Linked DNA regions of Mus musculus: all the other regions are linked to region 3. Evidence: chromatin loops called from intact Hi-C (ENCODE). Cell type or tissue: heart. All regions are shown on one strand. Each heading gives the region's core, and the rest is flanking DNA. Links, peaks and the distances in the headings are about the cores only.

Region 1 (8,151 bases), core at 1,050-6,049, 270 kb before region 3:
ACTAGAACTGAGAGGAAGCACCAAATGTCATCCCAGCTGTGATGTTGCAGAAGGGCAGATCCCAATCCATGCTTGGGTGGCTCTTCCTAGGGACAAGGGATGGAAGAGATTTTGATACCAGTGATCTAGGCTTCAGTCTGTCCTGGGATAGTGCCCCCAGTCCTTATGAAGTAATAGCCTTAAGCAAGTCTCTCAGAGTCCCACACCTGACTCTGAATCTTTCTTGTTCTAGCCATGGCACTGGGCCTAGAGCTTTGTTTGGCCCCTGACTCAGTCTTCATGTTTATAAAGTAGTTTTCTAACAGCAACTGGATGTACCAGCCCTACCCACCTAAGATCTCATTCCATTCCTTTAACCTTGTTGTGTGAAGAGTGTTCTGTAGGCCAGGCTCAGGATGGGAAACAGACCTGTATATGACATGCTTACATGCATGTAAAGGTGTTCTATAATGTATAGGAAGGCAGTAGAGCCCATTAACTGTAAGTGTAAATAACATGTACAGTGTGCTTGTAAATCTCTGTAGTTAGTTGTTGCCCACAGAACATTTTAATTGGCTTTCTGTTTAAGTGTGGAATTCATTATCTACCTGTGGTTATAATTCACACACCATGTGAGGGAGATGCATTTTACCAGTTTCTCTTAGTTTTCTATGGCTGCCAAAACATTACCACAAACTTGAGAGCTTAAAGCAAAAGAAATTTGCTAGGTATGGTGGTGCGTGCCTCTAATTCCAGCACAGGCTGAGGCAGAAGGATCAAAAGTTTAAGGCCTGCCTGGGCCTTGTCTCAAAAAGCAAAGCAGCCAGGCATGGTGCTTGTCTGTAATGCCAGCAGGAGTGTCGCAGGTTTGAGGCCAGTTTAGTCTACATAGGGAGCTTGAGGACAGCCTAGGCTACATTGTGAGACCCTGTCTCAACAACAAAGATATAGACTGTTTTGTGCTCTCCTTAAGACTTTGGTAGGAAGCCTATTCCTGCCTCTTGCGGCTTGGTATGGCTCTAACCACTCTAGTTGCAAGTACTCTAGATTCATAGTCACATGGCCTCTTTTTGTATGCTACATTTCAGTGCCTCTCTGCACCCCACCGTGTGTGTGTGTGTGTGTGTGTGTGTGTGTGTGTGTGTGTGTGTGTGTGTGTGTGTGTATAGAAAGGATAGAAAGGGTCTCACTCTAGCTCAGGCCATCCTTGAAATAGCAATCTTGCCACTGCATCCAGCCTTTTCTGTCTGTCTTAGTTGGGCATTTGTCTTTGGATATAGGGACTCCCATATACTCCACAGCTGCATAGCTCCACTTCCTTTTTTTTTTTTTTTTTTTTTTTTTTTTTTTTTTTTTTTTTGACAGTGCTAGGGATGGAACCCAGCGCCTCTCCAGTGTTAAGCAAGGACTCTACCACTGATCCACACCCTAACTCCCACCTACTCCTTATAAAAATAAAGTATATGCCTTCCAGAAACTAGAACCTGAGAACCTTGGGGGCCGACATGCAGCTTACGATGCTGCTCTTTCTTCAGAAATTGTTACTAAATCTGTGGCCTATTGATTCCTCAAAGAAATTGTATTAATTTCGATTGAAATTTCTTAGCCTCAGCACTATTTTAAAATTTAATCTGGATGATGATAATTACTCCATTGCTTGCTTGTATTTTTTTCTGTAGTGCTGGGGATTAGGTGAGGGCCTTGTGCATTCTAGGCCTTGTAAATGTTACCTATGCCCCAGCAGCTCATTGCTTTCTTAAGTTTAAACCTATGCTGTCCAATCTGGAACCACTGGACTCCGGCTTTTGAGCACTTGAAATATGGCTAGTTTCAATTGAGATATGCTTTATACACCAGAATTTGAAGTTAGTATTAAAAAGAATGTAAAATATATAATTGATAACTTTATATTGATTACATGTTGAAATACTATTTTGGACATACTGAGTTAAATAAAATACATTATTTAAATTAATTTCACCTGTTTGAGTTTTTTTTTTTTTTTTTTTTTTTTTTAACTTGACTGTGGTCTGTCTGGTGTGGGCTCATGCACATGCAGGCAGGTGCCTGAGGACCCAGAAGAGAGAATAGCACCCCAGGGAGCTAGGATTAACAGACTAAGCTGTCCCATGTGGTTGCTGGAGATCATTAAAACTCTTGTTTCTGTTTGGAATCTGGCTTTTCAGTTATTGTTTGTCTGCTGGGAATCGCATAGGATTGGATAGATAGCTTACCTAACGTGTGTTCAATCCCAGCACCATCCACACAGACAACGCAGACCCTAGGTAACAATAAATACACTGGTAATGCCCGCACTGGGAAAACATGCAGAAGAGCACGGGTTCTGGGTGAAAAGAACAGTAAATGCGGTGAACAACAAAAAGCCTTACTTTGGAATATCAGTACCTTTGTTTTTAATATAATTTCAATTCTGTATAGTTATTTCTCCCCTCCTTCAGTGCTGGGGACCAAACTCAGAACAGGGAGAATGCTAGGAAAAACAAACAAACAAACAAAAAAACCCCAGTAAAACTAAGTCCTGTACTCTGAATTCCAATGTTAACTGACACAGGAAGTTTGTGAGAATGCATCTGATATATATACACACACGCCATATTATTTTGGTGCTAGGAATTGAACAAAGGACTTGGTGTGTTGGGCAGGCACACTACCACTGAATTACACCCTCTTAAACAAGATTTGCTAGTTGAATTTTGCAGCTAGTGTGGGATACTCCTGGGTGTTATTTGTGGGCTTTTGGCAGGAGGAACCTGGTCTGGTGAGCTCTTGTGAAGAGTCAAAATTAGTAGGAGTCACTGCACTGTCAAGCAACGAGGATGAGGACTTGTATAGCCAGGGAACTGAGGGCCCCAAATCTATTGTGGGTGCAGGAGCCCAGTTTGAGATCCACCAACTCTTTACCAGACATGCATTGCTGCAGTTCTCCCTGTGTCCTCAGTGTGGCAGCAGAGCCCCGATGGCATTATTTCCTGGTGGCAAGCAGATCAGCCAGTCCTGCATATGGATGGAACTAAGTACCCAGAGATCACATGATCTGCCTGAGGCTGCCCGCTGCTTCTGTTCTACATTGCCAGGGTATTTGTGGCTATACTTGCTTAAAGGCATACAACCTGAAGACAAGCAGATGCCATCAGGGATCCATGAGCTGTGAACAGATTGCCTGCAATGTTGACCTCACCCCACCTTAGAGAGAAGGGTGCACCTATCACATCTCAAGTGGTAGAATTGCTCAAGGTTCTCTTACAGGGCCTGGGCTCTCCTGAGTTACTAGGGGTGCTTCTTAGTACTGACTTCCTAGGGTATGCTATATAGCTCCTATGTTTCCTCTCGAAGCTGGACGCCTATCACATTTCCCTTCTTTATTATCATATTTAATTCTTTTTTTAAGATTTATTTTATGTATGTGAGTACACTGTTGCTGTCTTCAGACACTCTAGAAGAGAGCATCATTCTCATTACAGATGGTGTAAGACACCACATGGTAGCTGGGAATTGAACTCAGGACCTCTGGAAGAGCAGTCAGCACTCTTTCCACTGAGCCATCTTTCCAGCCCCCATTCAATTCTTACAATTTTTAACACCACACTTAGAGTCAAATCCTAATTCTACAACTGTCGGGAACAAGCAGCATCCTCTCTGGCTTCAGTGTCTTCCTCTGTAAAATAACCATAGGCTTTAGCTGACAGCACTCAGGAGGCAGAGGCAGGCAGATCTCTAAGTTCAAGGCCAGCCTGGTCTACTAAACAAGTTCAAGGACAGCCAGAGCTACACAGAGAAACCCTATCTCAAAACAGCAACAACAACACACACACACAGAGACACAGAAACACACAATGAACAATTCACATATACAAAATGAGTGTGGCATAAAAGGAAGGGTTGCCTGCACAGACAACTCACAGTATTAACTAATAGAGGAATATTGCGCCCATTCTACAGTGAGGAAATGGAAGGAGATGGCAGAGGCAGTGTGTTAGAACCTGGAATCACAGACAGGAATGGATTATATAGCACCCGTTCTTACAGCCTCAAAGCCACCCTCCCAGTAGATATACCCAAGTCTTGCTCACAGCCACAGGTAGCTATCCTAGAGCCAGGGAAACAGAGAGAGCTGAACAGGTAAGGACACTTGCTGCCAAGTCTGATGATCTGAGTTTGGTCCCCAGAACCCCAAGGAAAAGGTAGGAGAAAGAAAACTGAGTCCACCAAGTTGTCTGTATGTGCCTCACTCCCACATCATACATGTATGCATATACAGGTGCACTCATGTGCATACACTAGGAAGAATAAATAAAATACTTTGTTTCCAGTTGATGGAAGGGGACTTTATTTGATCTCAGGGTCACTCCAGCTATGACCTCATCTTCATTTGACCTTATTTTGGGGGTGCAGGTTGTTGGTATGGCCCCACTTCTTGCAGCAGTCGACTGCACGAGGGTGCAGGCATGTGTAGCACTTGCAGCAGATCATCTTGTTACTTGTCCTTCTGGGCAAGCTGACACTGGCAGGGCTCAAGGATGCCACCTCGCAGACGCAGCACCAGGTACAAGGTGGAATGGTTCTGGATGTAGTAGTTGGAAAGGGTGCGTCCATCCTGCAGCTGTTTGCCGGCAAATACCAGCCTCTGCTGGTCAACTGGGATGCCTTCCTTGTCTTGGATCTTGACCTTGACATTCTTGATGGTGTCACTGGGCTCAACCTCAAAAGTGATGGTCTTGCCTGTCAGGGTCTTCACAAAGATCTGCATGTTGACCTCTGCCAATTGGCCTCCTAGTGGTAGAAAAAATGAAATGTTTTAAAAGAAGAGCTCTTGTACTAAGGTCAAATCTAAGTGGATTAAGGAACTCCACATAAAACCAGAGACACTGAAACTTATAGAGGAGAAAGTAGGGAAAAGCCTCGAAGATATGGGTTCAGGGGAAAAATTCCTGAATAGAACAGCAATGGCTTGTGCTGTAAGATCGAGAATCAATAAATGGGACCTCATAAAATTGCAAAGCTTCTGCAACGCAAAAGACACTGTCAATAAGACACAAAGGCCACCAACAGATTGGGAAAGGATCTTTACCTATCCCAAATCAGATAGGGGACTAATATCCAATATATATAAAGAACTCAAGAAGGTGGACTCCAGAAAATCAAATAACCCCATTAAAAAATGGGGCTCAGAGCTGAACAAAGAATTCTCACCTGAGGAATATTGAATGGCTGAGAAGCACCTGAAAAAATGTTCAACATCCTTAATCATCAGGGAAATGCAAATCAAAACAACCCTGAGATTCCACTTCACTCCAGTCAGAATGGCTAAGATCAAAAATTCAGGTGACAGCAGATGCTGGCCAGGATATGGAAAAAGAGGAACACTCCTCCATTGTTGGTGGGATTGCAAGCTTGTACAACCACTCTGGAAATCAGTCTGGTGGTTCCTCAGAAAATTGGACATAGTACTACCGGAGGATCCTCTCCTAGGCATATAGAAGATGTCCCAACAGGTAAGAAGGACACATGCTCCACTATGCTCATAGCAGCCTTATTTATAATAGCCAGAAGCTGGAAAGAACCCAGATGCCCCTCAACAGAGGAATGGATACAGAAAATGTGGTACATTTACACAATGGAATACTACTCAGCTATTTAAAAAATGAATTCATGAAATTCCTAGGCAAATGGATGGACCTGGAGGGCATCATCCTGAATGAGGTAACCCAATCACAAAGGAACTCGCACAATATGTACTCATTGATAAGTGGATATTAGCCCAGAAACTTAGGATACCCAAGATATAAGATACAATTTGCTAAACGCATGAAATTCAAGAAGAACGAAGACCAAAGTGTGGACACGTTGCCCCTTCTTAGAAATGGGAACAAAACACCCATGGAAGGAGTTACAGAGACAAAATTTGGAGCTGTGACGAAAGGATGGACCATCTAGTGATTGCCATATGCAGGGATCCATCCCATAATCAACTTCCAAACGCTGACACCATTGCATACACTAGCAAGATTTTGCTGAAAGGACCCAGATATAGCTGTCTCTGGTGAGACTATGCCGGGGCCTAACAAACACAGAAGTGGATGATCACAGTCAGCTATTGGATGGGTCACACGGCCCTCAATGGAGGAGCTAGAAAAATTACCCAAGAAGCTAAAGGGACCTGTAACCCTATAGGTGGAACAACAATATGACCTAACCAATACTCCGGAGCTCTTGTCTCTAACTGCATATGTATCAAAAGATGGCCTAGTCGGCCATCAATGCAAGGAGAGGCCCATTGGAATTGAAAACTTTATATGCCCCAGTACAGGGGAACCCCAGGGCCAAAAAGGGGGAGTGGGTGGGTAGGGGATTGGGGGGGTGGGTATGGCGGACTTTTGGGATAGCATTGAAAATGTAAAAGAGGAAAATACCTAATTAAAAAAAAAAAAAAAAAAGAAGAGCTCATACCAATATCCATGGTCAGGCCTGTGTCAAGGTGAGTCCTACCTCAGGTGAAGGATGAACGGACGTATTATCTTTGACTTTTTATTTTTTAACTTGTATTTATTATCTATTATATGTAAGTACACTGTAGCTGATGTCTTCAGACACCCCAGAAGAGGGAGTCACATCTTGTTATAGAATTTGTGAGCCTTCATGTGGTTGCTGGGATTTGAACTCAGGACCTTCAGAAGAGCAGTCAGTGCCCTTAAGCACTCAGCCATCTCTCCAGCCCCTTACCTGTTCTTTATTGGCAGTCTCAGGATGTATTCCAGTCTAGCTGGGACTCAACATCCCCCTTGGCCTGTTCCTTCTGAGAGCCTGTTTTCTCCTCTGAAAAATGGACTCAGAGGTGATGACCCACCCCATCCTTTCTTCCCTAGTCAGCCCCTGGATGGAATATGCCAGTGCATAGGGTGTGTCAGCCTATCTGCATTCCTGCAAGAATCAGGGACTCATTGCTGCCTATGACTAGCCTAGCTGACTCCTCTCCTGGTATCCTTCTCTCTCTCATCACTTAGCTTCTTTCTAAGCCCTCCCAACCCTGCCTAGATCTCCTGCAGGTATTTTAGACCTGCCAAGCACCCAAACACCACCTAGAAGCAGCTGCCAGTAGGTTTGGGTGCTCCTGGTTGTTTGAGGCTCTCTCCTTTCACCCTCCCTGCTCCCTGGGACTTCCTTCTTTCCCTTTACAATCATTCTCACCTCTTCCATTTGCAGGGATGTAGACCAAGGTGACATTGGACCAAGTGTCTGTCTTTGCATCAACTTACTTTTTTTTTTTTTAAGCTAGCTTAGCTGAGGAACATCTCCAATGTGGTGTTTTGAGATGGCTAAGCTGTTAAGAGCACTAACTACTCTTACAGAGGTCCTGATTTCAATTCCTAGCAACCACATGGTGGCTCACAACCATCTGTAATGGGATTTAATGCCTTCTTGTGGTGTGTCTAAAGAGAGCTACAGTGTACTCATATACATGAAATAAACAATATTTAAAAAAACATTTAATATGGGGATCTAGAGAAAGGACTAAAGGAGATTGAAGCCACATAGACTTAAGAACACTATGAACCAAGCAGTACTCCCAGAACTACCACGGATTAAACCATCAACCAAAGAATACAAATGGAGGGACCCATGGCTCCAGCTGCATATGTAGCAGAGGATGGCCTTGTTGAACATCAATGGAAGGAGAGGCCCTTGGGCCTGAAAATGCTGGATACTCAATGTAGGGGAATACCTGGATAGGAAATTGGGAATGGGTGGGTTGGTAAGCAGGGAGAGGGAGAAGGGGATAGGGGATTTTCAGAGGGGAAACAAAGAAAGGGGACAGACAACATTTGACACTTAAATAAAGAAAATATCTAATAAAAAACATTTAATACCATTGCGGGAAAAATTTAAGAATTGCACCATCCCACACTATACCCAGCTACTCTCTGCACTTGGTCTCTCCTGCTCTAGGTTAGCCCCAAGGGGTGGTCTTCCCAGCTCTGGTTTGCTTTCCTCAGAGCCACTTCTACCTATTCAGCCATCTACCCCTTGTGGCTAATTGTCACAAATCCCCTTAACACAGTAAATCAAATCTCTAGAAGCTTAGAAATAATCAGTCAGATTTATATATCAATACATTCTCAGTTCAGAAGATGCCTACACCATCATTTCAGAGCC
Region 2 (8,151 bases), core at 1,155-6,154, 130 kb before region 3:
GAAAGCATTCTACCAATCCAGCTATGTACCCAGCCCTTCTCCTTTTCTGTGTGTATCAGATTTCCTCTCTATAGTCTAACTGGCCTGGAAATCACTATGTAGCACAGCCTGACCTTGAATTTGCAGTAATCCTCTTGCCTCAGTTTCCAGGCACTCCAAGGCTACCACACCTTGTTTGTATGTTATTTTATTGTTTGTCTGATTTAGTTTAGTTGTTACTAAAGAGGGCTGGAGAGATGGCTCATTGGTTAAATACTGCATGCTGCCAGGCAATATTGGTGCACACCTTTAATCCCAGTACTTAGGAGGCAGAGTCAGGCAGATTTCTGAGCCAGCCTGGTCTAAGGAGTGATTTCCAGGACAGTCAAGGCTATACAGAGAAACTCTTGTCTTGAAAAACAACAACAACAACAACAACAAAAGAATTCTTCATGCCTAGTGTTGGGGCACATACCTTCTTTTAATCCCAGCACTCAAGAGGCAGAAGCTGAAAGAATTCTTTTAGTTTGTGGCCATCCAAAGGTACATGATAGAACCCTATCTCTAAAAATATAATGAAATATAACCAGACATTATTGCTCTAGTCTATAATCCCACCCCTTAGGGAGAAGGCAGAGGCAAGAGAAGTGCTGTGAGTTCTAAGGCTGTCAAGGCTACATGGCAAGAACCCATCTCAAAAAGAAAAAACAAACAAGTGGGCCTGTACCATACAGAATTCCACTTGCCTCTGCATCCCAAGACTGATCAGGGTCCAAGGTGTTCCACTGCACCCATCTAGATCCTCTCCCTCCCCTTTTTCCTCTCCCCTTCCCTCTCCTTCCCTCCCCTCCCCATCCTCCTCTTTTCCTCACCCTCACCCCATCTCTGGTACATTTTTGTTTGCTATGCCCTTAAGGTTAGCCTCAAATTCCTTTTTTTTAAAAAAAAAGATTTATTTATTTAATGGATTATGTAAGTACACTGTTGCCTTCTTCATACAAGAGGGCATCAGATCTCATTACAGATGGTTGTGAGCCACCACATGGTTGCTGGCAATTAAACCCAGGACCACTGTTCTCTTAACCTTTGAGCCATCTCTCCAGCCCAGCATCAAATTCCTGATTCAAGAGACCCTCCTGCTTCCACTTCCTAAGGACACAGGATAGAAGGCACTTACCACATCTTTTTCTTACCTTTTATAGAAATGTATTCAATTTAAAGAAAGTGCTTTCTAGCTCACAAATCAAGGCACAGCCCATTGTGATGGGGAAGACGAGGAAGTCAGAGCCTGGGCAGCTGGTTATGTTTGTGTTTCTAGTCAGAATATGAAGGCAATGAACATAGGCTTCTCAGATTTAAAAATCCACTAAAGAGGGGCTGCCTAGCTGGCTTAATGGTCAATAGCACTGGCTGCTCTTCCAGAGAGGTACTGAGTTCAATTCCCAGCAACCAGGTATTAGTCAGGGTTCTCTAGAGTCACAGAACTTATGGCTTAGCCTCTATATAGTAAAAGAAGTTGTTGATAACTTACAGTCTGCAGTCCAACTCCCAAGAATGATCAGCCGCAGCTGTGAATGGAAGTCCAAGGATCTAGCAGTTGCTCAGTCCAACAAGGCAAGCAGGCGAAGAAGAGTGAGAGAGAGAGTGAGCCTTCTTTTTTCCAATATCCTTATATGGCCTCCAGCAGAAGGTGTAGCCCAGCTTATAGGTGTGTGCCACCACACCTTTAATCCCAGATGACCTTGAACTCGGAGCTCTCACTGTCTTAATCTTCTGGAATTCATAGCCACTCTGCCTCAAGATCTCCATACCAAGATCCGGGTCAGAAACTTCTCTCTCCCAGCCTCCAGATTTGAATCACTGGGGAGCCTTCCAATTCTGGATTGTAGTTCATTCCAGATACAGTCAAGTTGACAACCAGGAATAGCCACTACAAACAACATGGTGGCTTATGACCATCTATAAGGGCATCTGTCTGATGCCCTCTTCTAGCATGCAGGTGTAGAACAATGCACCCATACATCAGAAAGAAAGAGTGAGGATAGGGGGACATTTAAAAAAAAAAAAAAGATTTAGTTATTTATTATGGATAGTGTTCTACCTGCATGTATCCTGTGGGCCAGAAGAGGGCACCTGATGTCATTACAGATGGTTGTGAGCCACCATATGGTTGCTGGTACTTGAAAGCAGGACCTCTGGAAAAGCAGTTTTCTTAACCTCTGAGCCATCTCTTCAGCCCAAGATATATATATATATATTTTTTTTTTCTGAGACAGGGTTTCTCTGTGTAGCCCTCGCTGTCCTGGAACTCACTTTGTAGACCAGGCTGGCCTTGAACTCAGAAATCTACCTGCCTCAGCCTCCCAAGAACTGGGATTAAAGGCGTGTGCCACCACTGCATATCCAAGAACATTAAAAAAAACAAAAACAAAAACAAAAACAAAAAACTTACTAAAGTTAAAATTGGCCAGCATTTAGGTAAATTAGCCCCGTCTGTTCTACAGAATGAGTTCCAGCCAGAGCAGCCAGGGCTACACAGAGAAACCCTGCCACCAGAGAAACAAACAATAAGACACCAAAACTCAAAATCTATTTTTAAAAATTGGGATTGTACTGGCTAATTTTATGTCAACTGAACACAAAAGTTCTCTGAAAGGAAGAAATTTCATTGAGAAAAAAAATGCAGTCGGGCAGTGGTGGCACATGCCTTTAATCCCAGCACTTGGGAGACAGAGGCAGGTGGATTTCTGAGTTCCAGGCCAGCCTGGTTTACAAAGTGAGTTCCAGAACAGCCACGGCTACACAGAGAAACCCTGTCTCAAAAAAATGAAACAAACAAACAAACAAAAATCAACCTTACTTTTTATGTATTTTTAAATTTTTTTTATTTTATATGTATTTAGTGAGTGCTCTATCTGCTTTTGGTAGATGGTTGTGAGCCACCATGTGGATGCTGGGAATTAAACTCCGATCCTCTGGAAGAGCAGTCAGTGCTCTTAACCTTTGAACCATCTCTCCAGCCCATCATTTTTTATTTTTATTTTTTACATTTCTCTATTCATTTTTATGTATATGAGTACACCGTCACTGTCTTCAAACACCAGAAGAGGGTATTAGATCCCATTACAGATGGTTCTGAGCCACTGTGTGTATTCTGGGAATTGAACTCAGGACCTCTGGAAGAACAGCCAGTGCCTTTATTCTCTGATCCATCTCTCCAGCACGGCTTTTTTTGTTTTGTTTTTAAATATTCATTTGCTGGGTGATGATGGAGCACTCCTTTAATCCCAGCACTTGGGAGGCAGAGGCAGGCAGATTTCTGAGTTCAAGGCCATCCTGGTCTACAAAGTGAGTTCCAGGACAGCCAGGGCTATACACAGAGGAACCCTGTCTCAAAAAAAAAAAAAAAAAAAAAGATATAAAAGATATATTTATTTAATGTATGAGTGCTCCACCTGCATTTTCACTTACATGCCAGAAGAGGGCATCAGATCACATTATAGACATAGATGGTTTTGAGCAGCCAAATGGTTACTTGCAATTGATCTCAGGACCTCAAAGAGCATCCTGTATTCCTGTGTTCCTTACTGCTGAGCCATCTCTCCAGCCTTAAAAGTCATTCCTTTTCTTTTTCTTTTTTTTTAAAGGCGTGTGCCACCACTTCCCCGCAAAGATCTATTTATTTATTATATATAAGTACACTGTGTCTTCAGGCACACCAAAAGAGGACATCTGATCTCATGAGCCACCATGTGGTTGCTGGGATCTGAACTCAAGACCTCTGGAAGAGCAGTCAGTGCTCTTAACCACTGAGCCATCTCTCTAGCCCCTTAAAAGTCATTCTTTTTTGTTGTTGTTTTGTTTTTTGAGACAGGGTTTCTCTGTGTAGCCTTGGCTGTCCTGGAACTCACTCTGGAGGCCAGGCTGACCTCGAACTCAGAAATCTGCCTGCTTCTGCCTCCCAAGTGCTGGGATTAAAGGCGTATGCCACCACTGCCCGGTAAAAGTCATTCTTATTGGCTATCAAACAACAGAAGTTATTTGTTGCTGTTTTGTTGTCTGGTGTTTGGGGTTTTTTGTTTGTTTGTTTTGTTTTTGTGACTGCAGTGTAAAATTTCTGGGGATTGGTTACTTGGGTAACCTAATAAACTTTTACTGCAGAGATGAGGGTAGAGAAAGCTGGTGCTGAGGTAGAGCATGTCCTGAGCATTTGCAAGGTTGAAATCCAACATGGGGTAGCACAAGGACTGTAGCCTAGGCCTCTGAGTTGCTTCTGATCATGACTTGTGTGGGGCTGATCTTGGTCTGTGTTGGCTGCCACTGTTTCTTCCTCTGTGCATCTGGGGTGATATCACTTTAAAATTGTGTGGTATCTGTGCCTCTCTCAGTGAGCTCTTAAAATCATTAAGCGTGTTGAGATCAGGAGGGGCCCTTTGCTGTCTAGCCAACCACTTTAGCTACAGCTCGGGAAAGAGCTGTGAGTCCTGAGCCCCAACTCCCAGGGCGGGTTGAGCAACGCTGGTCGTGGGCAGTTTGGAGGTAGCTAGGTCCCTGTTGCTGCAGTGCAGCTGCCTGAGGGTTAAGGGTCAACGCCTCCTCTCTTGACAAAGATGGGAGGACAGGGGCTTGGCCCGCTTAAACTCCTGGGATCTCTCCCAACACTGAGTCCCTCAGCTAGCAGGAAAAGGTTCAGCCTAGAGGCCATTGTCCAGAAGAGAAAAGTCTCGGGAGGTGGGTGGGACAGGAAGAAAGCGGGGGCGGGGCGCAGCTTTGTTCTCGGAGTTCCCTGTAGGGATGGGGGAAACAAGGGGAGAAGCTGTATCCAGCCCGCTCCTGTTCAGCCCTACGTGCCTGCCACCTCCTGCAGCCCTCCGCCCCTTTTCTTTGCCTCGCGTCCCTCTCAAGGATCTTCTGAGCCGGTGCAAACCGAAGTTCTTTGTGTTGGGTCATGAATAATAACTCTCAAGGAATTGAGATTTTCTTTTTTTTTTTTGAGACATAGTTTTACAATGTAGCTTTTGACTGGCCTGGAACTCAGAGAGATCTGCCTGCCTCTGCTTGCCACCTGATTGCCAGAATTAAAGTTATGCACAACCATCGCGGGCTCCTAGAGAGGGGTTCTTCGATAATAGTTGAGACAAAAAGCGTGGTGTGGAATACACACCGGAGGAATAGGCAAAGTAGTGATCCGTGAAAACTGGCCACACAAACTAGATAACAACGGCAAAGATGGGGGAAGTGGGACCGGGAGGGGCTAGAGAATTGTCCCTGGAATTATTAGAATGTTGTTAGCTCAGTCGTGAGTGGAAAACAACCTTTAGCAAACCACAGCCCAGCTTCCCACGGTTGGGACCCACCTTCGGACTACAAGTCCCAGCAGGCCCCGCACCATTGCGCATGCGTGACTGCCCCCCCCCCCCGGCGAGCCCGGCGAGCCCGGGGGCCCCGTCCTCGCCCATTGTCTGGCGAGCAAGGGGCGGCACGGCACGGCGGGCACGCTCACGTCGTGGGTCGGGCGGGCGTCCGTGGCGTCCCGCGCCTCCGTGCAGGCCCCGCCCCGCGCCTCAGGACCGGCGGGGCCGGGCGCATCCCGCGGCGGTGGCGGAGGCGGGCGCAAGATGATGAAGTTTCGGTTCCGGCGGCAGGGCGCCGACCCGCAGCGCGAGAAGCTTAAGCAGGAGCTCTTCGCCTTCCACAAGGTGCGGCGGCGGGGGCGCCGGCGGCTCAGGCGGGCCACATCGGGCCGCCTCTGCCCTGCGAGCGCCGCGCTGCTCGGGTGTGCCTGGTTGGGGTGTCGGGCTGCGCCCCGCGCCGTGCCGTGCGCTTTCGGGCTCCTGGTCTCTGAACCCCTGATATCTCTCCCGGTGTCCCTTGGGCTCAGTGGGGTCCTCCGACCTATCTGCCTTTCGCTCTTGGCCTCTTTTCTTTCATTTTTGGTGTGTAGCCCGGCTCGGCTGAGGGACATTCAGGGCCAGGTTTTGTTTTCTTTAACTCTTAGGCGGGCGAGAGAGGGAAAAGTGGGGGGTGGGGGGGCTGGGAAATCCCTGCGCCTCCACTTTTCTCACCAGGCTCTGCCCTACCTTGGGGTCCCTAGTTCAAGGGATGTGCTGGTCTGTATGCTCAACTGCATTTCAAACCTTAGTGCCTCAGTTTCCCCCGCCATGAAATGAGGCCAGTTTCCCCCTTGTGGATTCTGGATGTCCTTGCGACCCGGCCAGTTCCTGACCTTACTAAAGTTGGAGAGACGAGATACAGAAGAGACCCGGGAAAGGCCTCAGCTCCCACCTAGTCTGCACTGACCAGTATAGAGCCCCACAAGCCTAACTCTTATCTGTACTGGTGGGGCTCTGATTAGATGTTACTTTTATCCCAGAGCCTGTGTGCATCTTGCTGTTGAGGATTCGATTTCTCATTTCCATTACACACGTTAAAAAACAAACAAACAAACAAAAAAAAAAAAACTGAGGTTCAGTAGGGAGAGGGCCGCTTATCTTTCCTTGCCTTGCTGTGTGATAGCAGTGGAGTAGGAGTTTTGAAGCAGCTGCTACTGTCCTGAGTAGAACTTAGGGACCCTGGACTTCTCTTAGGAGGCACTTTCAGGGGGAGACCCTGCCATGGCTCAGTTTTTTCTTGTTGCGATCTCAGCAATGATCAGGGGGTGCCAGGCTTTACAGACACCATAACTAAAGAGCTGCCAGGAGAGGCTTCTCAGATGGGAGCCTCTTTTTGGCTCACCGTGAGGGTGTGCCCCATGAAACAAGAAGAGAGTGGGTTTTAGCCAGTGAATGGGGTGTGTAGTGGGGACCTCCACAGTTGTGATGAGTCTCTGAAGCATGGCTTCCCCTGACTGATGATGCTACAGTGGGTAGGAGTTGAGGAGGGTGAGGCCCGATTTGAGTGGGAAGCAATGATAGGAGATAGGTCATCTTGGGGAACGAGTTTGATTGCCACAGGGGGTGTTAGGAGATCTCTAGAGAATAGTGAGCCCCAGATTCTTGAGTTTGGACTTGTAGTCCAGGGTGACCAGTGGGTATTGGGTTTAAATCCAGCTCAGACCACAAATTACAAATTGCCTGTAGGATGTGCATCTCCTACTAGTTTAATTTGGATCCCTACCTCCTTGGTACCAGGGCATGGCGGACAATTCTTCATTGAAGGGGTGGTTTATTCCCTGGGAAAGGATGCGGACAAAAAAGCCAAAACAGAAGGGCAGAATATATAGTAGTTCACAGGGTTGGCTAGAGCTGTGGATAAAATATGGTGTGATGAGGGTGTGGGAATATGGACTGGGATGCTGACGTAGGCGGGACCAGTTAGGGAGGCCTTTCAGAGCTGGTCATTTGGGAGTGCCAGGTAACCTGCACAGTGTGGTCGGGGGGGGGGGGGTGCGGGGGGGGGAACAGAAGGAATGCAGAGGATGCCAAAGCTTTAGTCAGCTGCCTAGCCAAAGAGCCAAGTGCTTTGGGGTGGGAGTCAGGTGAACTGGGATGCCCAGAGAAGGACCACATGGTGAGGCCTAGGCTTTGGCTGTGGATCAGAAGGCATCTCCTGGAGGGCCCCAAGTAGAGGAGGTAGGACTGGCTGGCTGGTTTCCACCGGTGACTGAGCACTGGTCCAGGCAGGCATTGGGTGGGCCTGGAGCAGGGTGTGGGAAGGGTTACTTTTGTGAGTCTTAGAAGTAAGACAGTAGAGCTCAGGGATTGATTGGAGTTGGGGTGCAAAGGGTAGGCACTAGATAGGGATCTAGCCTCTTCCATAAAACGAGTCTGGTGGTGCCCACTAAGGACTGTGGGGACTTACCGTGCTGTCGTGTTCTGGTGTCTCTTGGACACGGAACGCTAAGCCTGGGGCTAACTAGAGGAAGTCAGGTCTAGACAGGGCATGGCAGTTCTGTGGGAAAGGGAATTCCCGAGCCAACTGCCGTGGTTGGTCGGTTGGTTGGTGGCCCTGATCTCTTGGATGGCTTGCTGTCACTGCTAAGTGTAAGCAGGCTGGATGGAGTACTGTGATCAGCCCAAGACTGCTTGTGTAGACCCTGCCACCCCACCTCTCCCTCCCCGATGGCTAGCTCCATGTAGATGGCCTCTTTTATTTATGTATTTATTTCTGAGACGTCATCACATCATGTGGTCCATGCTGTCCTCTATCTTGGGATCCTCCTGTCTTAGCGTT
Region 3 (8,151 bases), core at 1,765-6,764:
AGGTAAAAGTTATTCCTGCCTTTATAACCATGTGAAGGATTGCCTAATGCACACCACTTTTTTGGTCCAAGACTTAATCATTAACAGAACTGTTTGCTTTCTACTGCCACTGTTGACTAAGACTAAAGTCTGAGGACTCTCTGCCTCCCCCTTCTATGTAGGAGTGGCAACAGTTAACAGGCCCGCTCCTTTGAGTGTTCACTGCTGTTCTGATGGCAACAGCTCAGAGAGTAGTGCTTTACGTTGGCATCGTAGAATGCACCTACTCTAATCAAATGCACAGGCACAGGCACAGAATGGTGAATAGGGGATTTCCCCTAAAACTTCACCCTGAAGACCCAGTTTGCTGTACACAAAAACTTAGTCAGGCTGATTAATCTTCCATCGCTTGTGCCTGAGAGGAATAGAATCTAAGTTTAAGGATCATTAAGAGAAACTTTTTTTTTTTTGAGACAGGGTTTCACTGTATAGCCTTGACTATCTTGGAACTCACTCACACTGTAGACTCAAAACTCACAGAGGTCTGCCTGCCTCTGCCTTCTGAGTGCTGGGATTAAAGATGTGTGCCACCACCGCTCAGCAAGGGAAACTTACTCTATTGTTTAGAATGCATGGAGCCTAACACAGATGGATTCCCTAGGTTGCTAACAAGTTGCTAGGTACACTGTTTGGAGAGGTTGTGTATGTGTGTTGTACACTCAGATGAGTGCTCTGGGCTGCCAAATGTATTATTAGGAGAGTGTGTGCATAGGCCAGGTTGAGTTCCAGGTGGCTAAACTATTCCTTAAGCTTGTTCATCTCAATTTCCCCCCAGAAACTTTTCTACTTGATTCCTTTTTTGTTTCTTTGGGGTTTTTTTTTAAGATTTATTTATTTATTATATGTAAGTACACTGTAGCTGTCTTCAGACACTCCAGAAGAGGGCGCCAGATCTCGTTACAGATAGCTGGACAAATGTTGCTGGGATTTGAACTCAGGACCTTCGGAAGAACAGTCAGTGCTCTTAACTGCTGAGCCAACTCTCCAGCCCACTGTTTGTTTGTTTGTTTGTTTGTTTGAGACAGAGTTTCTTTGTATAGCCCTGGCTGTCCCGGAATTCACTCTGTAGACCAAGCTGGCCTTGAATTCAGAAATCTGCCTACCTCTGCCTCCCAACTGCTGAGATTAAAGGCGTGCGCCACCACTGCTCCTCTCTCCTTGATTCCTTAGGTAGGAATCGAGAGTGGAAGGCAGAAGATCAGCCTTCTTGGCTTGTTCTACTTGTTCCAATAATTTTCATCCAGTAGAAAGAATCTCTGTGTACTATATGGAAGCATCACCTGTCAATAAAAGGCTGATTGACCAATGAGCTGAGTCAGGAACAAGGAGGTGGGAGTTCCAGTAGGGAGGGAGAAACTCTGGGATAGAGTCAGGTGCAAGAGGAGATTCGCCCTAACTCTCAGGAGACAGGCACATGAAACTGAGAAGAGGTAACCAGCCATGTGGATCTCACAGAATAGAATACACAGGTTAATTAAGTTATGAGCCCAGGGTTAGTTAAGGAATGAGCCAAAGCTTGTGGCTTAGGCATTCAGATATAATTAAGTCTCAGAGTCATTATTTCAGGAAGTGGTGTACTGGTAGAAAAGCCTGTGGTTACATCACCCTGGGTTTTGTAGGACATGCTAAGAAACATCTACTCACCCCTCAGGGTCACAATGACAAATCAAAGTTTGATTCCACCAAGGTACACTTGAGGGGAACCAATGAATAGGCTTGCTAATAGGACCAACAGAGCAATTGGTCCGGGATTAAAGGCAAGAGGATTGGTGACCTTAATGCTGATATGGAAAGATCTGTACCCTGCAGGGATGATGGTTAACCCATGGCCCCATAACTGGAGCTCCCCCTCTTGGTTCTTACATACCTAGATACTCTAGCCCCTCCTTCCAGGCTCCAAGGGAAGAACTGCATATAACTTGGTGGAAGGGTAGCTGGATACTCAGGTGAGGGTTCCATGGCTTTTCCCACCCCCTCCTTTATGAATGGTCAGTTTCGAGCAGGCCCAGATGAACTCCTGAAGATGGGAGCTCAGAGGATCATCCAGTACATTGTCGCTTCTTACTGAATAGGAGCATAAAGCTAAGTAGGGCAGAACTAATCTCTCTCATTCTGTCCGTAAAGCTGTTACATCTCCTGGGAGCTCACTAGAGAATGTGATCACTAATCTTGTTTGCCTGCTTGAATACATCTGAAATTAACTGGGACCCAAACTGCTAGGCACCCTTGTGAGGGATTTTCCTTAATCAGGTTATTTGAAACAGGAAGACCCACTCTAAATCAAGACCACACCTTCTAGTGGCAACCCAGATAAAAGAACGTGGAAGAAGAAAGCTTTGGTTTGCTTCCTGCTTGCCCTTACTCTTGCTGGCAAGTGCATCTGTGCTGTTTCTAGGGCTGGTGCTAAGTCCAACTTCTTTAGGATTCCAATGTAGACTGAATGCCAGCAGCTCTCTGGGACTCCACCAAGTACTTCAGAACCACACTGAGACTGCTGATCTGCTGATACAGCCAGCCTCATGGACTGAGGACTGAGTGAACTAGCAGACTTTGGCTTTTCCACAGTGAGAAAGACTTTGTAGGGCTACCTGGACTGTATCCTGTAAGGTACTCTAATAAAATGCACACACACACACACACACACACACACACACACACACACACACTCACACCCCATCCATATATATATTCTATCAATTCTATCTATCTATCTATCTATCTATCTATCTATCTATCTATCTATCTATCTCATTTTGTTTTATATCTATATATAAACTATTGAGCTTTGTTCCTTTGGAGAACCCTAACTGATAGAATATCCATGAAACTTCTTAGCTTGCTGATCCAGGACCAAGCAGATATTTCCCTGTCACCTGAGTCTCCTTTCTTTGTTGTTCCCAATGGCAGCTGCTGTTGAAGGACTCAGAAATAGATATATTGTTTAAGCTTATTGAGGAGAAGAGGTCCAAAGCCAGCAAGATAGTGAGGAAGAGGCACCTGAGGGAGAGGAGAGGCACCATCTAAAAGTTATCTATCGGGGGTGGGGAGGGTCTAGATGAATGGCTCAGTAGTTAAGAGCACTGGCTGCTCTTCCAGAGGACCCAGTTTAAATTCCCAGTACCCACAAGGCAGCTCACATTCACCTATAACTCCAGTATCAGTATATCTGATAACCTCTTCTAGAGATTCTGGGAACTTGGCACACAATTAGTACATAAACATATATGTAGGTGAGGCAGCCATACATATAAAGATTTTAAAAGAAAAAGGTTGACCTGGAGACAGCTCAGTGGTTAAGAGCAGTGGCTGTTCTTCCAGAGGTCTTGAGGTCAATTCCGAGCAACCACATGGTGGCTCACAACCATCTGTAATGGGGATCTGATGCCCTCTTCTGGTGTGTCTGAAGAGAAGGACAGTGTACTCACATACATAAAATAAATAAATCTTTTTTAAAAATTGTACAAAATTCTCAAAGGACTAATAAAAATATAAAAAATGTTAAAAAAGAAAAAAGTTCAGTTTCTTATTAAAAACATATGCTTTTCAATTTTCATTCTTGTGCTACGGATAAAACTGAGTGCATTGCATATGCTTACAAGTACTCTAACATTGTGCTATATATTCTAGCCCAAAGCTAGTGCTTTTTGACAGAAACCTGGACTTCTAAGTACCTTAAGAGTCTGAATCCTATTTCCATTTTCCATTTAAGCTGGCTTCCTTGGACAATACTTTGGCAGGATAATCTTATGCCTTTTTGCTATTGGCAGATGGATGTGGAAGTCTGTAAATTCCACTTGTCCTTCACTGACACCTAGAGGAACTCTTTGTTACTATTTGGTACAAATGGAAGTCCAGACTTCTAATAAGTCTCCATTGACACTGGGAGGGGAAAGAGTGTTTAGTTATTGCTCTCTGCATGGCCTCTTTTCACACGTGGGAAGTGGTCTTGTCAGTGAGGGATGGAATTCCGACTCAACTCTCTACTTGGCTTCAGCTTACACAGAGAAGGGTGTGTGTCTGTGTGACTCCTTACACTTAAGTGGGGGTGGAAAGAGGAGGCTAGAGAGAATGGAGGAGAGTATGCCCAAAGTACATTATAAACTTGCATGAAATATCTTTATGCAAGCTCCTCTCATCTACAATAAACAGTCAATAATGAACATACAATAAATTTGCTGAGCAATAGTGGCTCATGCCCTTAATCCCATCACTCAGAAGGCAGAGGCAGGCAGATCTCTGAGGCCAGCCTGGTCTACAGGGTAAATTCCAGGACAACTGGGACTACACAGAGAGACCCTGTCTTGAAAAACTAAGATAATAATTTTTTCTGCAAACTTTGTATCTTTTGAAATAAAATTTATTTCCAGCTATATGTATTACAAATTGTATTGCTTATACACTCTCTTGTGTTGTTGACGTTGTTGTTATAATTATTATCTTGAGACAAGGTCTCTCTCTGTAGTCCTGGGTGTCCTGAAACTCGCGATGTAGACCAGGCTAGTCTTGAACTCACAGCACTTGGAAGGCAGAGGCTGGCAGATCTCTGTGAGTTCGAGGTCAGCCTGGTGTAAAGAACGAGTTCCAAGACAGCCAAGGCTACATAAAGAAAGCACTGGTCTCAAAAACCCAAAAAGAGGCGGGGTGAGGGGGAGAAAGAAAGAAAGAAAAAGAATAAAGAAAGTTCCTAGACTTAGCACTATTAATAGTATTAATATTACATGTAATAGTGACATATATGTATGTATATATATGTATATATGTACACATATGTATTTATGTATATATGTATGTATGTATATAATGTATGTATGTAATATATATATATACATATATATATATATATATATATATATATATATATATATATAATAGTAATACTAGAATAGTACGTTCCTAGTTGTGTTAAATGTGGCTCCTTGTTGGAAGGAAAAGTGACTACTTATGTGTAGGTCTGTTTCTAACCTCCTTAAAAAACAAAAACAAAAACCGAGCCCCCTCTCCCCATCTTTGTAACAACATCACATCGCCGTTTATAATAATCTTGGCAACTGTAGCATTTATTTTTGCTTTTTGAAGCAGTGTCATGCAGCCTAGCCCAAAGGGGACCTTGTATTCCTGAGCTGCCTCCCTTCATTTCTCAAGTACTCGGATAACAGCCATATGCCATCAAACTCAGCTTTGCAGAGCAAGTTCAGTTTTTTCTGAAAACCGATGGAACCCAAACCACTACTTAGAATTTTCCTCCGGAAGATTTACGGTATAGGACTTAAGCAGACTGACGTCATTTAGACCGCAAAGGCTAAACTCTACCTCTGTTGGGCGCATCTTCAGAGCGCATGTGCTTCCCGAGTATTGTGATTGGACGGAACCAAGCTGCATTTCGTCAATTCCGAGGCGGGAGCATGAAGTTGATTGACCATGATCTCTCCGTCCTTTAGGTAAAGGCTAGGGATGTTGCAACCTCTTGGTGAGTGGAAATGAGGACGGTGTCCTGTCTAAAGCGGAGGCGCGGGGTACATCTGCTTTAAGTGACTGAGTGAGGCTGAGCACGTTCTGGGGAGGCTGTGGATCCTGATAGCTTCCGGTTCCCCGCGGCGCCCCACAGTGAAGGAAGCAGGGTTCAGGCACTCCGCCCCGGCACGCTCATCGCGGAGATCACCTGGTCTCTGTGTGTGCGTTTCAGGGTCTGGAGCCTAGAGCGCGCAAGGTCGCGTGTGCATAGCTACTGTGGCATGACCCCAGTGGCACTCCTGCCCGGGGATGGTTAGGAGATCTGGGTTTTCGGAAAGGGCGAGCAAGATTCTGACTTTGGAACATCCATGAGAACAGCTTTCTTAGATTAGACACTTCCAACCCTAACTGTGCCGGTTAGCAGGTGCAACTGTGGGTGGATGCCTTAAACATTCAGCGACCGTTTCTTCAGTTAAAACTTTAGAAATATGGCAGTAGTGAAGAGTAAATAAGTTTTTGCTTGCAAGGGCTTAGCTAGTGGCTACATGTACTCAACACATGGTACTCATACATTACTCTCAGTTCATTAGCCTTTAGTATAGTGATTTGAGAGTTAATACATACGCCTTTCCACACAAACACTTGCACTAGCTCTCAGGTGGGTATTTACTTTTGTTATTTTTCCTTTTTATGCGATATTTTATTAAATGTCTTTACAGGACAACAGCCAGCCTCCAGACACAGCTGCTAAGACCCTGTAGGCACTGACTGGGACATGTTAGTTGGCTCTGGCTTCCCACCTTTTTGTTCTGAGATGGTGGTGGTGGGCAGGATCTCATGTTTGGGATCCAGGATGCTCACATGGTCAAGCAGAGGGTTGAAGGGCTGACCTTAACACTTGGGTGCCAGGGCAGCATGATCTTTAGTGCCCAGCACATCCTGTCTGAGCAATACACAGTGCAGGCAATGTCAATACAGTAACTAAAAGAGTCTCCACTGTGCATATCCACAGCCTTCATTGGCCCTCTGTCCTTAGAGCTTCCCATAACCCACAGCCTTGGAAGCCCTTGGCCCCACTGTAGCTGTCTTTAGATACACCAGAAGAGGGCATCAGATCACATTACGGATGGTTGTGAGCCACCATGTGGTTGCTGGGAATTGAACTCAGGACCTTCGGAAGAGCAGTCAGTGCTCTTAACTAATGAGACATCTCTCCAGCCCCGTACTTACTACTTTTAGTGGAATTGCCTGTAAAGACTTTTCAGTCTTGTAACCCTGTAGGGGTAGTGGAAAGCTTTAGAGAAGTAGCAGGTGGCAAGGGACCCCTTAGTGATAAGGTTTGAATTAGGCATCAAGACCTACTTGTTTTAGAAGTGCAGGAAGGGAAACTAACTGGAGTACCCACCACTATCTGTCTATTGTAGATACCCACTTTCCTCATCACAGCAGAGTATGAAGTCAGTAGTAGTATCTCTACATTTCGGAAGAGTCCTGGAAGCTTAGCTGCAGCAAATTAATGAGGGGAGGCAGGCTTTTAGATACATTCCTCTATGCAAAAGCCATGCTCATCCAGGGAACCAAGATTGCCTTTGAGTTGGTCATTGTAAGAGAAATTATTGAAAGATTGTTACAAGTCCTGTGCACCCGCTTAGTATGGAGGCCCAGGTTCCTCCTCAAACCCTAGTGCCAGGCACTTGGGGGGGATGCTGGTAGTTGCAATTACTCCCCAGGCAGGAGGTCACAAGGTCAGGAGCTGGAGGCCAGACCCAGGTAGACTTACTTTTTTTTGGAAGATACAAAATGTCTATTCACTCTAGCTAGAGAGCAAGTTCATCCAAGTCTAGCTTGGTAAATGGGTGAGTTTATTAAGGTGACTGGGTGAGGAATTACATAGAAGAAACGTAATTCAAAGGCGTCTGCATCCCTGAAATGCCCGTCTCAGAATGGGAGCTACATTATTGGTTTCTGTTCACCTTGCAGGCAGCTCCACCACTGAACAGCCTTCTCTGTCAGCAATCATTTGCTCTCTGACCTCTCCTCAGCATGGTGTTTATTCATACAGCTGTCAGGACCGGCAGGCCTTGTTGAGTCTTGAAAGTTTTACGAACTTTCAGACTTAGAAATTTCTTATTTTATGAGCCGGGTGACCCTTCCTTGCTTGTTTAATTTTTCCTTTCCAACATTAAGAGTTCGTTTGGGATCATTTATTTTTATTCTAGTACATGGATTAGCAGGTTAAGTAGACTTTTCCTTATAGAGAACAGACTGTGAGAAACTACTTGCTATAGTGGAAAGAATCTTTGCTCAGTTTTTTGTTTTTTTTTGTTTTTTTTTTGTTTTTTTTCCCTGAGGGGGCTGGAGAGATGGCTCAGTGATTAAGGACACTGACTGCTCCTCCAGAGGACCCAGGTTCAAATTTTAGCACATAAATTTTGGCAGCACATAAGGATACCCCTAAGATCTCACACTCTCACATAGATATACATGTAGGCAAAATAAATGCACATAAAATAACGGTGAAAAGAAAAATTCTTTTCTGAGTTACATATTGATTAGGGATTTGGTAAGAATAGCAAAATAAAGTTACTATGTTCTAGTAACACATGTGTTACTAAGAGGAAAATGTACCAGCCTGGTCTACAAAGTGAGTTCCAGGACAGC
Region 4 (8,151 bases), core at 2,043-7,042, 280 kb before region 3:
TTGACATACTTTTTTTCCTTTTAAGGATTTTACATACACACACACACACACACACACACACACACACACGTGTACGTGTGTTTGTGTGAAAACATGTGTGAAAATGTCTGTGGAGTCCCGAAGAGGGAGTCAGATGCCCAGTTGTAAACCACCAGACATGGATGCTAAGAACCAAACTCAGGTCCTCTGCAAGAACAGTGCATGTTCTTCTGAGTTATCCCCAGTCTCTTTGGTCACAGTCTTGAAACAAGATTTGAGAAGGACTTTTCTAAACTGACCCCACCCCCACCCCCACCCCCACCCCACTCCCCGGTTCTGACTTGTTACATGTGCTTTCACTGATTATTTTTAGACTGTACCGTAGCAGCCTACTTTAAAAATGCCTAGGCTTTCACTTCTGGAAGGAGCGGGGAATGAGGAGAGTGGGGGTTAGGATGCAGTGTTTAGCTGACTTACAGCTGTGCCTGTTCTTCCTTTGGTGAGGGGGCTTTGGTTGGGGACATTCTGATTAACATTAATAACCTTCCCTGACCTAGCTGGACATGGTGACTCAATAATACCTGTAATCTAGCATTTAGGAGGCTAAGGCGAAAGGATTGAGTCAGGCCTGTCATAGAACAAGAAAGAAAGAAAGGGAAAAGAGAAGGAAGAAGAAAGAAAAGTTAATCAAGCAGAGTGAGGCACTAGTTAATACCTAGGAAGTAGAGGTAGGATTCTTACAATGTTGCCTTGGCTGGCTTGGAATTAATTATGTAGACCACATTGGTCTTGGAGATTCACCAGCCTTTATTCCTGAGGTTCTGAGATGAAAGCCACCATGACAAAGAAGCTCTATCATTTAAAAAAAAAAGTTGAGCAAAGCAAGTCCAGGTGTACAGGGTCAGATGTGCTTGGTGGATGTGTATTGTTTGCTTCCCCCCCTTAAAGCTTAAGCAGATTCTTTTAAATCTTAAATACATTTCTTAATTTTGTTGTAGAAAATGTTGCAGGTAAGTCAAGCATAGTAGTGCAGAGGCGTGTGGATCTGAGTTCAAGGCAAACCTGGTTTACATAGTGAGCTCCAGGACAGCCAAAACTACCTAAAGTGACCTTGTCATAAAAGGGCTGTCGAGTTGGCTCATTGATGGATTAGGCGGACTTTTTCCAAAAGGCCAGGGTTGGATTACCAGCACCTACATGGCAGCTCACAACCATCTGTAATTCTAGTCCTGGGGTATCTGGTACTCTTTCTGGCCTTCAACAAGACCCAAGACTGTACAATTTCTTTATAGTGAAGTTCAACAAACTTCTATATAGTTAGAATAGGCATTTGGAACAGAAACTGAAGCTTCACAGTGTATTTTATACTTTCAATATTGTTACATTTTTATGCACTTACCCAACCACTAGGGATGAAAAGTCAATTCCTAGTAAACTAGAACTAGAAAAACAATTAGCTTTATACACTGGTTTTGTGGGTTTTTTTTTTGTTTGTTTGTTTGTTTTTTTTAGTTTTTCAAGACAGGGTTTCTCTGTGTAGCCTTGGCTGTCCTGGGACTCACTATGTAGACCAGGCTGGCCTCGAACTCAGAGATCTGCCTGCCTCTGCCTTCCGAGTGCTGGGATTAAAGGCGTGCGCCACCACCTCCTGGCTATACGCTGTTTTTTGATAGTTTGTTTTGTAAAACATTGTGAGACCATTAGAGTTCTGTACAGTACCCTATATTTCATTTCCCTATTTTGATATCTTCAATTTAATACAGTATTTTGTTACAGTTAATGTTGAAGTTGAAGCAGGAAGATTATAAGTGTAGGATGTCTAGGCTACAGAGAACATTCAGAGAGAGACACTGGGGGTAGGGGTGGGGGTGAATATTGGGGGGAGAATGTTACTTGAGTGGAGTAAAATAGTAACATGTCCTTAAAAAGTGCCTGTATCCAACAATGTCCCTGGATATTGTAGTCATTGGTGTTCCTTGGAGAAGAACTAGACCCAGCCTCTTTGCGGGTGTAGTTGAAGAGTTAAAATGTTGGTTAGGTGGCCAAGGTGCTAACCGACTTTAAGAACAAGGTGGTTCTTGGACGTGGTACTAGTGAATGGGGCTTCTGTTCTTTGCATGACTTCCTGATGTGCACTCCAGTGTTCTTCCCACTGGAGGACCTGTTTTGTTGCCAACATGCTCACATATTAACCCCAAGAGTAGGAGATGTGAACTCTGAAAAGGAGCTCAGGCAGGAAGTGAGTTACTTAGGATGAGTTTTGAACAGGGATTTCCAACTTGTCACCAGGTTTTTATTGTATATAGGCATCCAAGAAAAGCACCATAAGACACTCATAGTTCTTTCTATCTCTGCATTAATTACAGCACAAAGCAAAGGACACACTGATAGGAAAGCACAAAATACATCCCCTGAGGACCCATTAGAAAGAAAATTAAAATTAATTACATCCCTTTTAGTGGAAAAATCAAGGAAGGCTTGGCACTTCTGGCTTTCAGAACTAGAAACTAAACTGGCTAGATAGAAATGGTATATTTAGTGGTTGGAAGGCCAGAAAGTATGGGGGACTTACTAGTAGGGGGCTGGGGCTAAGAAGGAGTTTACATCAACATTTGCAACTCTGGAGAGCTTTCGGGGCTTTTTAGGTCTTGAACTCAAGTGCCTCTCCGGGCTTGTTAGGTCCGTCTACAACACTTGGAGATGGCACTGTCCGTTAAACTGAGTGAAATGGATGAAGTGAGACAAAGCAATATAAATAGGATGCTTTTGGTAAAGTAGGTTTTAGAATGTTCTGAAGCACTAGGGAAGAAACAGCTAGAGATCCATTTACCAAAAGTGAGCAAACATTAGTATGTTCTAGTTTTCTGTGTAGTGCTAGGGATATTTGTTAGTGTGATTTGATTTGTTTCTTTATGGTTATGTTTTATGAGTGGTCCAGTGCTTTACAACTGAGCTATACTCAGCCCACGTGATCTCTTATCTGTATGTCCTTTGAAAAAATGCTCACCACGGAGGGGCAAGTCAAGAAAGTCTTTCCATAGACGTACAGGCAGTACTGAGATAGTTTAGCCAAAGAGGCACTCTTTCGGCTAGGGATGTAGCTCAGGCTAAAGGTTTGCTTAGCTTGTCTGAGGCCCCGGTTCTGTTCATGGTACCACAAAAAGAGAGGGAAGGCTGGCTCTGAGGCATCTATTATGCTGCAACAGATGAGATGAGGTAGAAATTGATACAAACCTGAATGGCAATAGAAGCCATCAAAAACAGTGGAATGTGGGGTTCACACATGACTGTAGGCGCCAGAAGTCTGCTGGAGACCCTACCCTAGTTAAGTGTGTGGATGAACAGAGGGTGGGTGTGGTGGGTGCACGCTGCTCTGTTCATCAGGAGAATGAGTGCCTAGACCTCAGTTTCCCTAGCTGTGACCATGCCTAAGCTGTTGCCCCATCTCCTAGAATTGTGGTGCTGCCCCCACACAGTTCTGCTTTAGACACCTTGATGAGGTAGTAGCTATGTGGCGGAAGTAAGGGATCTGACCACTGATTTAGTATTGTTTCCTACCTTCAGCAGCTTCTCTATTAGATGAATGGTAAAGGAGCATAAGAAGTGTGTCTGAGACAAAAATTCACCCCTTCCTTACCCACAGTCTACATGTGGATGTGTTGGAGGTTATTTTTTTGTTGTTCTGTTCTTTTTCCTGTGTAGTGGTACATGTGCGTGTGTGTGTGTGTGTGTGTGTGTGTGTGTGTGTGCAGTTCTGGGTGGGTACACATTGGAAACCAGTCTTGATGCTGGGAATCTTCCATCATCTCTACTGTCTTAGTCAGGGTTTTCATTGCTGTGAAGAGACACCATGACCAAGGCAACTCTTGTTAAGGACAACATTTAATTGGGACTGGTTTACAGGTTCAGAGGTTCAGTCCATTATCATCAAGGTAGGAGCATGGCCACGTCTGGGCAGGCATGGTGCAGGAGGAGCTGATGAGGGTTCTATGTCTTGATCTGAAGGCCACCAAGAGAAGACTGTTTACCAGGCGCTAGAAGGAGGGCCTTTTTTATTTTTATATTTTTTTAAAGATTGATTTATTTTATGTAGCTATACAAATGGTTGTGAACCTTCTTGTGATTGTTGGGAGTTGAATTTGGGACCTCTGCTAGCTCTGGTCAACCAGGCTCACTCCAGCCCAAAGATTTATTATTATAAATAAGTAGACTGTGGCTGTCTTCAGATGCACCAGAAGAGGGCGTCAGATCTCATTATGGGTGGTTGTGAGCCACCATGTTGTTGCTGGGATTTGAACTCAGTATCTTCAGAAGGGCAGTCAGTGCTCTTACAAGCTGAGCCATCTTGCCTGCCCAGGAGGAGGGTCTTAAGGTCCCTCCCCAAAGTGACACACTTCCTCCAACAGGTAAGGGTTTTCGTTGCTATGAAGAGACACCATGCCTACTAACAGTGCTACTCCCTGGACCAAGCATATTCAAACCATCACACTTACTCATTTATAAATTTGTTTTTTTCTTTTTTTTTCTTTACACATATGGATGTTTTGCCTGCACCTGATGGCCACAGGTCAGGGAGGGCATCAGATGCCCCAAGACTAGAGTAGTGGTTGGTTCTCAACCCTTCTACTGCTGAAACATTGTGGTGACCCCAGCCATACATTATATTCGTTGCTACTTCATAACTGTAATTTTGCTACTGTTATGAATCATAATGTAGATATTTTTTGAAGATAGAAGTTTGTTAAAGGGGTTGCACAACCCACAGGTTGAGAACCACTGGTAGAGTTAATAGATAGTTCTGGGCTGCCAAATGGGTGCTAGGAGCCAAACCAGGGTCCTCTAGAAGCCAGTTCTGTTAATCTTGGGCCTTCTCTTGGGCCCCTGCTGTTTTCGTTGTTTGATCTTCTCAAGTAAACCCAGAGCTTTTCAGTATGCTATCTTGCTAACCATCTTGCTTCAGAGATCACTTCCAAGGCTGTAGTTACACTATACCTACCTGGCGTTTATATGGGTTCATATCTATGTTCCTCCTGCTTGTCTGGCAAGCATTTTAATTACTTGAGCCAACTCCCCAGTCCATGTTGACTGTAGCCTTGGCCATCCTCTCTTTGTTCCAGTCTCATTTGTATCTTGGCCTGGTTTGTATTCATGATAGAGTTGCAACTCTGGAAATGGCAGTCTTCATGCTAGCCCTCTCCTCTCATAAGGACTCAAATCTGCTTACCTTCCCCCCACCCCCTTACTCCTGTGTTGATTACTGAACCCAGACTTCATACATGGTAAACAAGCACACTGCCTCAGAGTTAAAGTATAGTGTGTACCCCTAGCTCAGACCTCTTTGGCAGACATTCATGTCTGCTTTCCTCTGTCTGTCTCTTCTGTAGTCCTGGGGCAAAGCCCTCCCTGTTTGTATTGCTGTCAGGGGTGAGGGCATCTATTGGAGTATGCCCACAATGCACTGGCAAGTTAGATAGAGCTCCTAGAGAAACTCTCAAGTGTGACTGGTTTGAGAAATGCTGCCTTCTGTGGCTGAGAATGTCTTGGGGTCTGTTTACATAGCATGCATAGCAATCATAATCGTTGGAGGTGTTCAGACAGAAGTTACTCCTAATCTTCACTTCTAGGCCTGAGAGTGGAAAAGTCATTTCTCTGGAAGTCACTAGGCGTATCTCTAGTTGAACCAGGAAGAAACCAAAACACAGAATACAGACTGCTGGTCTTCACTGGAGACAGATCTGTCCTGATAGGGTTTATGCCTTTACAAGATGCCCTTTTGAGACTCCATGTGTGTTTCCTTTGCAGGACAAGATTAGATGCACCGCGATTGGAAACAAAATCCCTGAGCAGCTCCACATTGCCACCCAGCTATGCTTCAGATCGCCTGTCAGGAAACACCAGAGACCCTGCGCTGAAACCCAAAAGGTCCCACCGCAAGGCAGACCCTGATGCTGCCCACAGGTACTTAAACCCACACAGAAGCCAGCAGTGCAGCTGAGTAGGAGAGTGGGGAAGTAGGGGTGTATGGCAAAAGCCTGCAAGACTTTGAATCTGAGGTAAGGGAAGCCCAGCACACCTGACACAGGCCTGGGCACCAAACTCAGAATTAAGCAGACTCCATAAGGTGTCTTTAAGAGACAGCCCAAGACAGGGACTGGCCCCTGTCACTTAGTGGGCAGGCCCCACTGTTATCAGTGCATCTTGATTGAGATCTACTGAGTCAAGCAGCCCAATTCAAGGATGGGGCTTCTGAAGTCCCCTTTAGTGACTGTAAGACTAGAACCCTCCTTCTGGCTTCTCAAGTAACAGCTTGTCCCTCTTGTTTGCAGGCCCCGGATCCTGGAAATGGACAAAGAAGAAAACCGGCGGTCTGTGCTCCTGCCCACACACCGGCGGAGGGGGAGTTTTAGCTCTGAGAACTATTGGCGCAAATCCTATGAGTCCTCGGAAGATTGCCCAGAGGCAGCCAGCAGCCCCACCCGCAAGGTGAAGATGAGGAGACACTGAGGCTCTGTGCCCTCTTGGGACTCTGGCTAATCCTGATGTAGCTACCCCATCTTCTGTTCCGTTTGAGTGTTTTTTTTCTTTGTTATTTTGGTCCTATATACGTTTTCCTTGCTTTGTTGACCATTAAGGCTAAAGAGCGAATTGGTAAAAGACCTGGGTTCTTTTGTTCTTGGCTTTCCTCCTTGATGGAAAAAGCTGTTGGCTTCTGTAGAGAATTGTTCACACCAGAGTAGCCAGTAGAGACAATGGGGACAGCTGTCTTCAAGTGGAAGTTTATTGAAACACACAAAATGTTTTGGTTATGAAATTCTAGTTTGGGCTTTAAAATGTAAATCTTTGTAGTGTTTTAAACAAAAACTATTCTTTTGCCAGCCTTTTCTTCCACTGATGCTCATGCTTGGATGAGGTCTCTTGGAGCCATACAGGTCCTGCATTGGGTCTGCTGTGCCCATACATCTCACCTGCTGTCCAGGCTCTGGAATCTCATGCAAATACCCTGTTCCCCACTGTTCAAGTTTGCTGCGTATGGGGCTTAAACAGTGCCATCCCCCCGCCATCCCATTTCTGAGTCCCCAGGTTTTCTGCATGCCCTCTGGCTTGCTCTGCCCACCAATCCTGGATGGTCAAGGAACTAGCACAATGGTTCTGACCTCTTTTGCTAAGAGCATGCCTGTTTGCTGGGTTGCTCCTGTTAGGCATATGTGTGTGATTGTATGGAACTGTTAGACTTGCTGCAGTGGGTCATTTGTAGGAATTGTTTCTAGCTAGAGGAACTGATTGGCTTCCAATCTAGCATTTGGGTTATGGGAACTTGGGGTGTGTGGTAGGGCTTCATTTCTTTTGTTCTGAGGTGTTTCTCCTCCCTTTAGTCTCTTTCTCCTCATTTGACCATCTTGGGCCTCTTTTCCCATATCATCTCCCTAAGAAGATGTGCCTGCTCTGTCCACATATAGCATATATCCAAGGCCAGAAGTCAGACCTGCATATTGGATTAATACTTTCTCAGTCTTGGGGCCGGGCCTGGGGGCTGGGAAAGGAACTTCTAAAAATAATAGAAAAAAAAATACAAAGGTAAAGTCTTTGAGAGTTTCTGCCTATTTAGATCCTGGAAGGTGGGGTTCATTAGGATTGACTTTGGCAGCCAGGCCAGGACTGAGCCTGCTGAAAACAGAGGCCTTCTAAGCAGCCATGCCACCACCACTCTAAGTACACAAAGGTCTGGCTCTCGGGCCTCAGTGGCTGCAGAGGTGTGGGAGCACCCAGTCATCAGGAAGTCTCTTTGGGGTCAGATCCTTTGCCAGTGTGGAGCCCTCAAGTTGAGACTGCATAACTAAAGCAGTCACAGATCTTCTGTGGTTTGGGGTTTTTGTTTTGTTTTGTTTTCTTGTTTTTTACTGCTCTTTTCCAAAAAATGATTTGTAGTTGTGTGTGCAGCACTTTGCCCTAATATGTGTGTGCTCTACAATAAAAACCAAATCTAATATATTTTGAAACAGTTGTCTGATGCTGTGGTGAGAGAAAGCCTGACTTTGGTTTTTCCCTTAATTTATTTTCTTGACCTTCCAACTGGATTTGGAGAAAGCTAATTTATTGCCCACCAGTCCTCTGAAGATTGGTCACTGACACCCCTTGATTGATGGCTAAAGGTGGACTTGTGTTTGCCCACTG

What was found. Hi-C counts contacts between places; a loop is a spot of excess contacts. Peaks named below come from ENCODE experiments on the same cell type or tissue, not always from the same donor. Only the 100,000 strongest peaks of a DNase experiment are listed, where the experiment ranks them.
Region 1: a loop joins it to region 3, with 4 times the contacts of the local background. A loop is called at or near these places in 3 of 42 quality-filtered maps.
Region 2: a loop joins it to region 3, with 7 times the contacts of the local background. A loop is called at or near these places in 12 of 42 quality-filtered maps.
Region 4: a loop joins it to region 3, with 2.9 times the contacts of the local background. A loop is called at or near these places in 3 of 42 quality-filtered maps.

The regions. Positions count from the first base shown.
Region 1 is chr11:60,556,559-60,564,709 of GRCm38, forward strand. It overlaps Alkbh5 (alkB homolog 5, RNA demethylase), which reads left to right. Exons shown (of 4, transcript NM_172943.4): 4 at 1-1,954. It also overlaps the pseudogene Gm12628. Among named protein-coding and RNA genes, the nearest start is that of Alkbh5, 23 kb to the left of the region's middle. In heart, for the core only: no CTCF peak of the experiment used is centred there; a DNase peak (open chromatin) is centred at 3,033.
Region 2 is chr11:60,694,264-60,702,414 of GRCm38, forward strand. It overlaps Llgl1 (LLGL1 scribble cell polarity complex component), which reads left to right and starts at 5,437. Exons shown (of 21, transcript NM_001159404.2): 1 at 5,437-5,678. The coding sequence starts at 5,598. In heart, for the core only: CTCF peaks have their summits at 2,107 (motif pointing right) and 3,457 (motif pointing right); DNase peaks (open chromatin) are centred at 4,708 and 5,478; H3K4me3 peaks cover 1,912 bases; H3K27ac peaks cover 2,105 bases.
Region 3 is chr11:60,825,255-60,833,405 of GRCm38, forward strand. It overlaps Dhrs7b (dehydrogenase/reductase (SDR family) member 7B), which reads left to right and starts at 5,377. Exons shown (of 7, transcript NM_145428.2): 1 at 5,377-5,477. The coding sequence starts at 5,458. In heart, for the core only: a CTCF peak has its summit at 3,847; a DNase peak (open chromatin) is centred at 5,407; H3K4me3 peaks cover 1,635 bases; H3K27ac peaks cover 1,178 bases.
Region 4 is chr11:60,547,933-60,556,083 of GRCm38, forward strand. It overlaps Alkbh5 (alkB homolog 5, RNA demethylase), which reads left to right. Exons shown (of 4, transcript NM_172943.4): 3 at 5,782-5,937; 4 at 6,306-8,151. The coding sequence ends at 6,483. Among named protein-coding and RNA genes, the nearest start is that of Alkbh5, 14 kb to the left of the region's middle. In heart, for the core only: a CTCF peak has its summit at 4,219 (motif pointing right); no DNase peak of the experiment used is centred there.